Regions from separate parts of the Homo sapiens genome. Here region 1 is linked to region 2. A link is an interaction called in ENCODE POLR2A ChIA-PET data of the cell type or tissue named here. Cell type or tissue: Caco-2. All regions are shown on one strand. Links, peaks and the distances in the headings refer to the core of each region. The heading gives the core; the rest is flanking DNA. Region 1 overlaps CALU (calumenin). Region 2 overlaps CCDC136 (coiled-coil domain containing 136).

Region 1 (5,379 bases), core at 177-5,176, 66 kb before region 2:
GAGGGGAAGGAAGGAGAAATGGGTGAGTGATAAAGCTAAATCACTTGGCTTCTACTCTTTGGAATTCTGGTATCCTTGTATCAAGATATTAAGCCTGAAACATAAATGTAGTTTTCCCTCTAAATCACAGAGTAAACCAATCTATTACATTTCTGTATGCTACATGTCTCAAAACTTGGTACAGTATCCTTTCCAGGACCAGATTATGTTAGAGTGCATAAGTATTTATTCATATTGTAATATTTGGGGTTGGCAAGAATTGTTAGGGTATTATGCTATATTTTATTTTGAGAATGTAATCATTTGTAAAATTTTCCTAAAGATAAAGTCCCCTTAGGCATAAGGAAAATCCTTTGTTGCAGTGACTCTTGATTTTACTTGATTCTGCAAGCCTCTGTCACTATACATATTGTTGGGATATATCCCAAAACATCAACAACATATAATTCTGTTTTTTGTTTCCAAAGTTTTGTTTATCTAAAGAATTATTTGTTTATAGGCTGGGTATGGTGGCTTACGACTGTAATCCCAGCACTTTGGGAGGCCAGGGCTGGAGGATCGCTTGAGACCAGTCTGGGCAACATAGTGAGACTCTACAACATTTTTTTTTTTTTAATTTGCTGTGCATGGTGGTACACACTTGTATTCCCAGCTACTTGGGAGGCTGAAGTGGGAGGATGGTCTGAGCCCCAGAGGACCAGACTGCAGTGAGCTATCATCACACCACTATATCTAGCCTGGGTGACAGAGTAAGACCCTGTCTCAAAAAAAGAATTGTTTATAGTTTGAGATAGAAGTTTCATTTTGCCCTGAAGTAAAGGCATACTCACTTTAATGTTGTATTTATAGAGCCGCTAAATCTCGGATTTTCTGTTTACTCTTTAACTGATTTGATTGATCAGTTGAATTATTGGAGGGTCAGCCAGAGTGTTGTTCACCCAGAGCAATATTTTACAAGTGGTGCACACAGAAAGCTAATAAACATGAGAGTGTGCTGTTCATACAAATTAGACAGTACAGCAGGATACAGTATTAAAGTTCACTTTCACACCAATCTTACCAGCCCACCCCATTCCTGTCTCTTCTCCCATGAACCTTGAGGTTACCACTGTTTACACATGGGTATTTGTCTTTGCACACCATTTATGTGCATGTTATATTTTATACAAATAAAAACAAGCTGGGGAGATTGTTTAATTTTGTTTTGCTTTTTATGTAAATGAGATCTTGACGTTGTTTTGAACCTTGCTTTTTTTGTTCACTTGACATATCTTGGTGAATTTTCCATTTCACTGCAGATAGATGCATCTCGTTCTTTTTTTTTTTTTACATTCTTTTTTTTGAGGAAGGGTCTCGCTCTGTCACTGAAGTGCAGTGGTGAGATCTCAGCTCACTGCAGCCTCTGCCTCCCGGGTTCCAGTACTTCTCGTGCCTCAGCCTCCTGAGTAGCTGGGACTACAGGCGTGTGCCACCACACCCAGCTAAGTTTTGTATTTTTAGTAGAGACAGGGTTTCACCGTATTTCCCAGGGTGGTCTCGAACTCCTGACCTCAAGTGATCCTCCCGCCTCGGCCTCCCAAAGTGCTGGGATTACAGGCATGAGCCACCATGCCTGGCTGCTTTTTTTATTTTTTTTGAGATAGGATCTCTGTCACCCACGCTGGAGTGCAGTGGTACAATCTCAGCTAACTGCAACCTCCACCTGGTGGGTTCAAGCTATCCTCCCACCTCAGCCTCCTGAGTAGCTGAGACTACAGGTGTATGCCACCATGCCCAGCTAATTTTTGTATTTTTAGTAGAGACAGTGTTTCGCTATCACCCAGGCTTGTCTTAAACTCCCGGATGCAAGTGATCCGCCTGCATTAGCCTCCCAAAGTCTTGGGATTACAGGCGTGAACCACCACCCCCGGCCTCATGTCATTCTTTTTTTTTTTTTTTTTTTTTTTTGAGACGGAGTCTCACTCTGTAGCCCAGGCTGGAGTGTAGAGGTGCTATCTCGGCTCACTGCAAGCTCTGCCTCCTGGGTTCACGCCATTCTCCTGCCACAGCCTCCCAAGTAGCTGGGACTACAGGCACCCACCACCACGCCCGGCTAATTTTTTGTATTTGTAGTAGAGACGGGGTTTTACCGTGTTAGCCAGGATGATCTCGATCTCCTGACCTTGTGATCCACCCGCCTCGGCCTCCCAGTGTGCTGGGATTACAAGCATGAGCCACTGCGCCCGGCCCATTCTTTTTAACCTTTGTGTATTTTTCCATAATCGAGATTTAATATATTTTACCAATTCTCTGTTTTTATTTGTTTTCCGATTTTTTAATCATTGTGAACTGTCATCATTGAACATCTTAATACAAGTATCTTTGTCTGTAAATGTGGGTATTTTGATGGGATTGAATGAAACAATGTTGAGAAACATAGCCAAGTTCTAACATTGATAGGAATAGAGTAATAAGTACCATCTTCTACCCATTTCTCTATGGGTTTCATGGTCTTGCTTTCACATTGCTTCTTCTGATGGATTTTCCTAAGTCTTAACCTTCACGTCATCAGTAACAGTACCTTATTTGAGACTGGGGCACTTGGGAATGACTGCCCCCCAACCCCCGCCCCCATTATCTCCTTAGGTACTTTTCTGTTTGTCTTACTGTGTTGTCGTATTTACTCTAGAACACTTTCCACTCTCTACTGATATGTCCTCCTCTGCCATTTCAGGACCTCCCACCCTCCCCCACTGAGCTGCCTTCCCAGTGATGAAAGAAAAAATGTAAAAGCCTGAAAACCCTTCTTCTTGATTTTTAATTTTTTTTTTTCCCTCTAAGACCTTAACCACTCTGGATAGTATCACGGGGTATCAGTAGAGTGTGCTAAACAGATGTGTACTCTGCAGCTTCTTTGCAGGTTTTTTGTCACATTTTTCAGTCAAGTGTTCCAGCTTTGTGCTTGTTCATTAGAGTCACCTGTGACTACAGAGATTCTGAAAGTTTGAATCAGGGCCTGGGAATCTGTACTTTGAACAGTACTACAGGTGGTATTTATGCCTAGGCAAGTATGGGAAACAACTGTGCAGAAGGATAAAGACGTTCTTATCTATGACTAGACCATCTGAATGATTTGGCCTTTGAAGGTGACTCAAGGTTGAGCCTGGATGTTGGAGACTTGGTGCTATAGACCAAGGAAGCTGCCAAGTATTTCGCTGGTTCCTAATCTCATGAACATCAGAATCACCTGAAAAACATTTAAAGCTACGAATGTCTGAATTCAGCTTCAGAGACTCTAAATCAATAGGAGAAACTTAAAGCTTCCTAGATGATTCTAATAACCAGCCATGTTTGAAGACCAGACCACCAATGCGTACAAGAAGTAAAGGATTTGGAGTCAACATTTAAACCTTGGTTCTTTCACTTTTAATTCTTATGAACTTGGGCAAAAGGATTAAAATTCTACTTTGGTATCTTTTGAAAGAAAACAGAAAGTGGACATTTTAACTATAAGTTTCTTATCAGCCTACAATCAGATGAAGGAAACTGGTAAAAATTTCTCACTGTAATAATTGAAGAGTCTGATATTCCACCATACTTATTTTATGGATGAAGTAATATTTGGGATAATATAAAAGACTTGCATAGATATGTATATCAAATTAATAGTTTAACTCGGATGTGAGCTTTTAATTTCTTATTTAGTTATTAAGCATACTGCCTCCTGAATTAACTGCTTTTCATTTTCTTCAAGATCTAATTATCATGGACCTGCGACAGTTTCTTATGTGCCTGTCCCTGTGCACAGCCTTTGCCTTGAGCAAACCCACAGAAAAGAAGGACCGTGTACATCATGAGCCTCAGCTCAGTGACAAGGTTCACAATGATGCTCAGAGTTTTGATTATGACCATGATGCCTTCTTGGGTGCTGAAGAAGCAAAGACCTTTGATCAGCTGACACCAGAAGAGAGCAAGGAAAGGCTTGGGTAAGGTACCACCTCTCAGGGGTCTAGTGTGGGTAATGACATTCTTTATAAAGGCTAATTCTTTTCTTTTCTGGCTCAGTTATGAGTAAAGTTATATTGAACTATTAATACATCTTCTGAAAGCTAACCATGGAATTACTACCTCTAAAATTTCATTAAATGCCTGATTTCATACATTTTTAATTGAATAACAGTTGGTGCCTCATTCTACAAAGCATCATTTTTGCATAAAAGTACCAAGTACTGCAAGACCCAACTTGAACTGCATTATCTTGCTACCAGAAGAACATAGCATGGGGGGATTTCTCATCTCTTCTCATCTCTACTGCTTTTAATTTTTAAAAACTATCTGTGCCCTACTGACCTGGCACAAGCCAAGTCTTTGATGGGCTAATAAACGGCACATTGGATCCCTATAAAGTTTATGATTTCCCGAGGTGTCCTTCACCCTCTTTATTTTCATTCTCAGATATTTGTTTAATTAAAAAACAAAAATCAAACCAACTTTGTCTTTTAGAAAATTGTAACTTAATGTCTGAGTATGAGTTACTGTTTCAGTAACAGCAGGGCCATAGTCAGGTTCTTTGGCTCTCTCGGTAGACATCTTTTGTCCTGAAAAATGGATTTGGTAGAATCCCAGTTGATTATTTCTAATTGGGGATCTGAGAATGTCTTTTTTGGTCCTTCCAAAGCCTTCCTTTTGAAGAAAATGCAGGTCAATTTTGTAAAAATATTCTTCTCAGTGAGCACTGTTGGTGCAACTTCCTGATTGTATTCAAGAGATTTGTGTGGAAAGTTGTGCCACACATAGCAATTTCTAAAAATATTTTGCCTTGATGGGTAGCATTTTGATCATAAGACGTTGTAGGATTTGCTTTGGAAGATGCTGCAGAATAGATGTATTTTTTCATTGGGTTATCTACTGACTGAAGGGTACAATGTTTTATTTTTCAACATTGACAGAAATAATAAAGATATTTTGCTATGTAGAATGAGCACTGTCACATAGCATTTGAAAGTAGATAGATATGCATCACAGAGTTAGTTTTCTATTAGGTTGCTTTCCTTTGGGAGACCATCCTCACTTTCAGTTTTAATCTAATAACTGTACTAACATTCCAGGCTGAAAATAGAAATGCAGATCAGGTACGGTGGCTCACGCCTGTAATCCCAGCACCTTGGGAGGCTGAGGCGGTTGGATCACGAGGTCAGGAGATCGAGACCATCCTGGCTAACACTGTGAAACCCCATCTCTACTAAAAATACAAAAAAAATTAGCCGGGCGTGGTGGCGCGTGCCTGTAGTCCCAGCTACTTGGGAGGCTGAGGCAGGAGAATGGCGTGAACCCGGGAGGTGGAGCTTGTAGTGAGCCGAGATCACGCCACTGCACTCCAGCCTGGGCAACAGAGCCATC
Region 2 (5,379 bases), core at 355-5,354:
AGGACCTCACCTAGATGCCATTATCCTTTATCACACTGATATTCACAGTGCCCAGTTGAAGCACTATGAGCACTCAGGGCAGAGCTGGGATGACCAGAAGTCTGTCATCAGATCATTCGACTCATTCCCAGTAAGATGTATAATATCAGTTTGGTGTTTGTTTGGATTCCTTTGGACTGACTCTAAATGTCATCTTTTTCTTGAGTGGAAAAGTACACTTCTCAGTTATCAAAATCTATCACCTTTGGTGTTCTCTATGAGGCAAATTTGGGGCCTTTCATTTCCAAGAGAAGAATTCCTAGCATATGGGGTTCTTAGTACTGACCACACTATCTTCATTGGAACTTTGGTGGCAGTAACAGAGCAAGGTCACAGGGGTTAGACCAGAAAATTGATGCCTCTCAAGTACCAGCAAGAGGTCATTCAGATGAGGTGACACAGGTGGAGATCACCATACAATTCTCTTCAGGGTTGGGGGATAAAGTTGTTCTGAGGTCTCAGCGTGGGCAAGGAGGGGCAGGTAGACAGTTTCGGTTTAGGCCAAATCTATTCATTCAGATCTTATTCTGAACAAGGAGAACCAGGGAGTAGCAGAAGTCAACACTGTGAGGCTGGATCATATTCCAGGGGCATCAGATGTCCAGGCTGGAGGCCTGGGTAACACAGCTGGGAACCAGGTATAAAATATTTCCTTAACTGATCAGATCTCATCCTGGACATCAGCAGCCAAGAAGCCAGGCCCAACATGCCCAGAGGCCAGATTCAGAATTGGGGCAGGAGATACAGGAACTAATAGTAAGACTTTGATTCCAATTCTTCATATTGCCGCATTCAAGGCCGGGGCTGATTTTAGAACTAGGGGTGGGCGAGGGGACTGAGCCTGAAGGTCAGGATAACAGGTATACCTGACTGAGAAGAGGGTGTGGTAGGGAGCCAGGGTGTTCTGGAAACCCACTCGGCACTGCTCCAAGGAGACAGGGATGTACCAAAGTGCAGAAACCAGCCGAAATGGGAGCCCGGAAATCATGGAGTATCTGCCCTGGGGAGATTTTCCCAAATGAGCAAGAAACTGATACATGCCAGTTACCTATAGGCTAAGTCAGAGACATAGGCCGGGGTGAGGTGGAAATGTAGGTGTGCCATTCTCTAAGGTGTGCTCTCAGACATCTGTACCAGGAGAGGTGCAGCTGGAAGGACTGAAGTGTCAGAGTAATGATACTGTCTCCCCACCCCTGCCCCCAGCAATCCAAGCTGCTCATGGAGCAGATGCAGGCCCTGCAGGTGATGTATGACGCCGGTCAGGCGAAGCAGGAGCTCTTGCAGCAAGAGCAAGGGAGGCTCCTAGAGGAGCGGAAGAGGCTGCAGGCAGACTTGCAGCTCTGCCTGGAAGAAATGCAGCTGCTTCAAGTCCAGTCCCCTTCTATAAAAATGAGCCTTGAGTCCTACGGGAAGAGCTATGGTAGCATGGTCCCCAGCAATGAGAACTGTCGCAAGACTTATGATACCACTGTGGATGACAATGAGAGCTATTACAAGAGTTACACCAGCACCCAGACCAGCAGCAAGAGCTTTCTCAAGAGCTATGACAGCAGCACCAGTGCCAGTGAGGCCTATGGGAAGAGTTACTGCACTACCAGCAACAGCAGCATTACCTATAAGAAGAGTTACGGCAGCACCAGTAGCTCTGACACCTGCCAGAAGAGTTTTGTCAGCAGCTGCACTGACGAGGAACCTGCTGAGCCTGAAGACATGGAGGTAATGGTTGCCAGGTGACAGGTCAGGCAGGGGACGATGGACTCTTGTCTTTTTAAGAGATACATCGCCAGGGGAAGGGGCAAGAAGTGTGGGAATGGGGTCAGAACTGACCTGGGGAACTATTGGAAGTAAGCGAAGCCCTCTACCCATGGCAGCCTGGTCTCCCGCTCAGCCCTCTCATAGAGAGAATCCCCCATCTGGACAGAGGCCCATAAGATTCAGTCCGTTTCCTCACCACAGCCACGATGCTCTTTATGGGGGTAAATATAGTAATCCCCCGCGGGCATCTCTGGATCCTGGTGGCCATTGTTTGGTATCCAGGGAAGGGCCCAGCAGAGTAGGGCGGAGCTTAGGTGCTCCTCAGGGTGCTATTGTTGCTCCCCCACCCCCCGCAGCGCTTTGAGGAAATGGTTGTGAAAGTGCTGATCAAGCTGCAGGCGGTGCAGGCCATGTACCAGATAAGCCAGGAGGAACACAGCCAGCTGCAAGAGCAGATGGAAAAGTTACTGGCCAAGCAGAAAGACCTGAAGGAAGAGCTGGATGCCTGTGAAAGGGAGTTCAAGGAGTGCATGGAATGCCTTGAAAAGCCCATGGCCCCCCAGAACGACAAGAATGAGGTAACCACTGTCAGGGAGGCAGGGTTTCCTCTGGCAGCCCCTGGAGCCATAGAGGTCATGGCCACTTCATAGAGGCTAAAGAGAGGGACAAAGCAGGGAGAATATGCACCTCAGAGGCTGGGCAGTCTGCTCCATCCCTGATGACATTTCCCAAGTGCCCGTGGAGCTGGGGTTTACTAGTCATCAGGACTTCTCTCATCGAATGATTTCTCTCTTTCTCCCTTTGCCACTTCTGTTCTCTTTTGCTTTGTGTTCTAGACCACTTCTGTAGAACTGTATTTTTGCATTTGCCAATCTTCTTTCATCATTTTGTGTGCATTTGCCTTGTCTCCCGGTGCACCAACTAGGAGCACCAACTAGATTGCAAGCAGCTCAAGGACAGGGACATGTCTCCTTTTGGATCGCTCACAATGCCAAGAAGAGTGCTCTGCACCCCCTAGGAATGGGACAGAAGTCTTGTCTCTGGCCAGGGGTTCACGGTCCAGTGGGGGTCTCTTTGTATACACACGGGAGAGATTCAGAGAGCAGCGAACACATGGGTCCAGATTGGCTAGTATTGGTACCTACTGAGGGGATGGTTGTGTGCTGCCATCAGCCAAGGAAGACAAAACCCGAGATCAGGGAGCAGGATGTGACTTGCCTCTGTTTCCAGGGTGAGGTGCAGGAGCCCAGTACACACTTCAGGAGTGTACAACACAGTTCTTTAAGTAATTGTTCCTGTTAGAGAGATGGGTTGGATGAAGTAGGAGTTCCCATAAAAAGAATTCTAGGCCAGGTGCGGTGGCTCACCCCTGTAATCTCAGCACTTTGGGAGGCCGAGGCGGGTGGATCACTTGAGGTCAGGAGTTTGAGACCAGCCTGGCCAACTTGGAGAAACCCCATCTCTACTAAAAATACACAAAATTAGCTGGGCATGGTGGCGCATGCCTGTAATGCCAGCTACTCAAGAGGCTGAGGCAGGAAAACCGCTTGAATCCAGGAGGCGGAGGTTGCGGTGAGCCAAGATCATGCCATTGCACTCCAGCCTGGGCAACAAGAGTGAAACTCTTGTCTCAAAAAAAAGAATTATATAATAAATCCCTGAGGTTCAGAATTGGTAGCAGCCCTATTGTTATTCCCCAGTCACAGTAGAAAACACCATTTAAATCATTGTTTTGACCTTCTTTTTTTTTTTTGAGACAGAGTCTTGCTCTGTCACCAGGCTGGAGTGCAGTGGCACGATCTCAGCTTCCTGCAACCTCCGCCTCCTGGGTTCAAGTGATTCTCCTGTTTCAGCTTCCCAAGTTTCTGGGACTACAGGCGCGCTCCAATAAGCCCAGCGAATGTTTGTATTTTTAGTAGACATGGGGTTTCACCATGTTGGCCAGGCTGGTCTCGAACTCCTGACCTCAAGTGATCTGCCCACCTCAGCCTCTTGAAGTGCTGGGATTACACTGGATGGCAAGTGAGCCGCTGCGCCCTGCCGTTTTTTTCATCTTATTAGATGGACATCATCAGGTGCCTCAAGTTAGGAGAAGCTATTTGTAAAACTATTTGAGAGGCTCATTTTCCACCGTTGAATATTTTCTTTATTGTCTACTTCCTATGGGCTTTAACAGGGAGATTTCTGAGACAGTGACCCCCAAGCAGGGCTGAGTTTGGTTGCGTGGTCAGCCAACTGGTTGCATAACCAGCCAACTCTGGGTAACTGGCCCTCCACTACCAACAGATCAAAGAACTGCAGACCAAGCTGCGGGAGCTGCAGCTGCAATACCAGGCTAGCATGGATGAGCAGGGGCGGCTTCTGGTAGTGCAGGAGCAGCTGGAGGGGCAGCTGCAGTGCTGCCAGGAGGAGCTCCGCCAGCTCAGGGAGAAGAGGCCTTCTGTTGTCAAAGAAGCCCGGGGGAAGAATGCTAATAAGAACATGAACAAGAATGCCAATGGGGTTAAAATGAAAAAGGTGACCAAGCCATGCTCGGATACTTCTGAGAGCGACCTTGAGACCAGAAAGGTGAGTAGTAACCTTGGTAGCCAGATAAGCAGAAAGGAGGAGGAGATCCTGGGAAGAAGCATTGCCTCCACAACCCTTTCAACCAGGCAAGGGATTTGTAGAGAAGCTTCTGGGATCTCTGAAGTGTCTACAGTGGTTCCCATCTTAATGGAAAGTGGGTGCTCCCTTTTCCTGTGAAGTTATGGGGAGAGTGGAACACAGACAACTCACATCGGGAGGTGCAGCCCCAAAGGACCACAGCCCCTAGGCTGGACAACTCCTTCAGTTTGCCCAGCCCCATTTGTTGGGGCTCCTGTTCTTCCTGGGTTACATGCCCAAGAGAAGAACCAAATAGATGAAGAGGGAGGAATTTGTTCAAAGTAGTTATGTACTAATAAGTGAAAGAGGATTGGGTAAAAGAAGAGTCACTGTAGGGGTGGGAAGCAACAATTTAGGTGCAGAGCCCAAGACTCTTTAGTTGTGGTAGCTGTTTGAAATGGCTTAATGGCCAACAGACATAGTGGCCCTGAGAGGTGAGGTGTGATGCCCTCTACATATGCTCAGGGGATTGGCTCACAGTCCCAGAGCACCGGGCCACACCCTTGCACTCTGACATGCTGGAAGTCATGTTTCCTGGAGCTAGTACAGCATTGTCATGAGATTAGGAGCTTCACAGGTAACGCAGCCGCCATCCTGCCCTACTCCCACCCCACAGAGTCTGGAGGTAGTGCTGTACTACAAGGCCAGCCAGAGGAAATTAGATGGACTAGCAAAAGAGGAGGAAAAGAAAGAGGAGATGGAGGAGGAAAAAAAGCAAGTGAAAGAGGAAGCAAAGGAGCAGTGTGGGGATGAGCTAGTTGCTGAGCCAGCAGATCCTGAGGAAGCTAAATCCACAGAAGATCAGGAGGAAAATGAAGAGGACAAAGAGGAAGAGGAGAAGGAAGAAGACAGTGAAGAGGAGGAGGATGACGCCGACTCTTCCCTTGAAAGTCCCGAAGAAAATAACCCCCTCAGACTTTCCGAGAGCAAAAAGGTAAC

The links. ChIA-PET counts read pairs that join two places held together with the same protein. Peaks named below come from ENCODE experiments on the same cell type or tissue, not always from the same donor. Only the 100,000 strongest peaks of a DNase experiment are listed, where the experiment ranks them.
Region 1: POLR2A ChIA-PET joins it to region 2 with 5 read pairs; 8 of 35 experiments call an interaction of 5 or more read pairs at or near these places.

What each region holds. Positions count from the first base shown.
Region 1 is chr7:128,744,840-128,750,218 of GRCh38, forward strand. CALU (calumenin) reads left to right here. Exons shown (of 7, transcript NM_001219.5): 2 at 3,734-3,965. The coding sequence starts at 3,745. Among named protein-coding and RNA genes, the nearest start is that of CALU, 8.2 kb to the left of the region's middle. In Caco-2, for the core only: no CTCF peak of the experiment used is centred there; a DNase peak (open chromatin) is centred at 2,690.
Region 2 is chr7:128,810,558-128,815,936 of GRCh38, forward strand. CCDC136 (coiled-coil domain containing 136) reads left to right here. Exons shown (of 18, transcript NM_022742.5): 13 at 1,243-1,755; 14 at 2,151-2,372; 15 at 4,081-4,362; 16 at 5,057-5,374. Among named protein-coding and RNA genes, the nearest start is that of FLNC, 17 kb to the right of the region's middle. In Caco-2, for the core only: no CTCF peak of the experiment used is centred there; no DNase peak of the experiment used is centred there.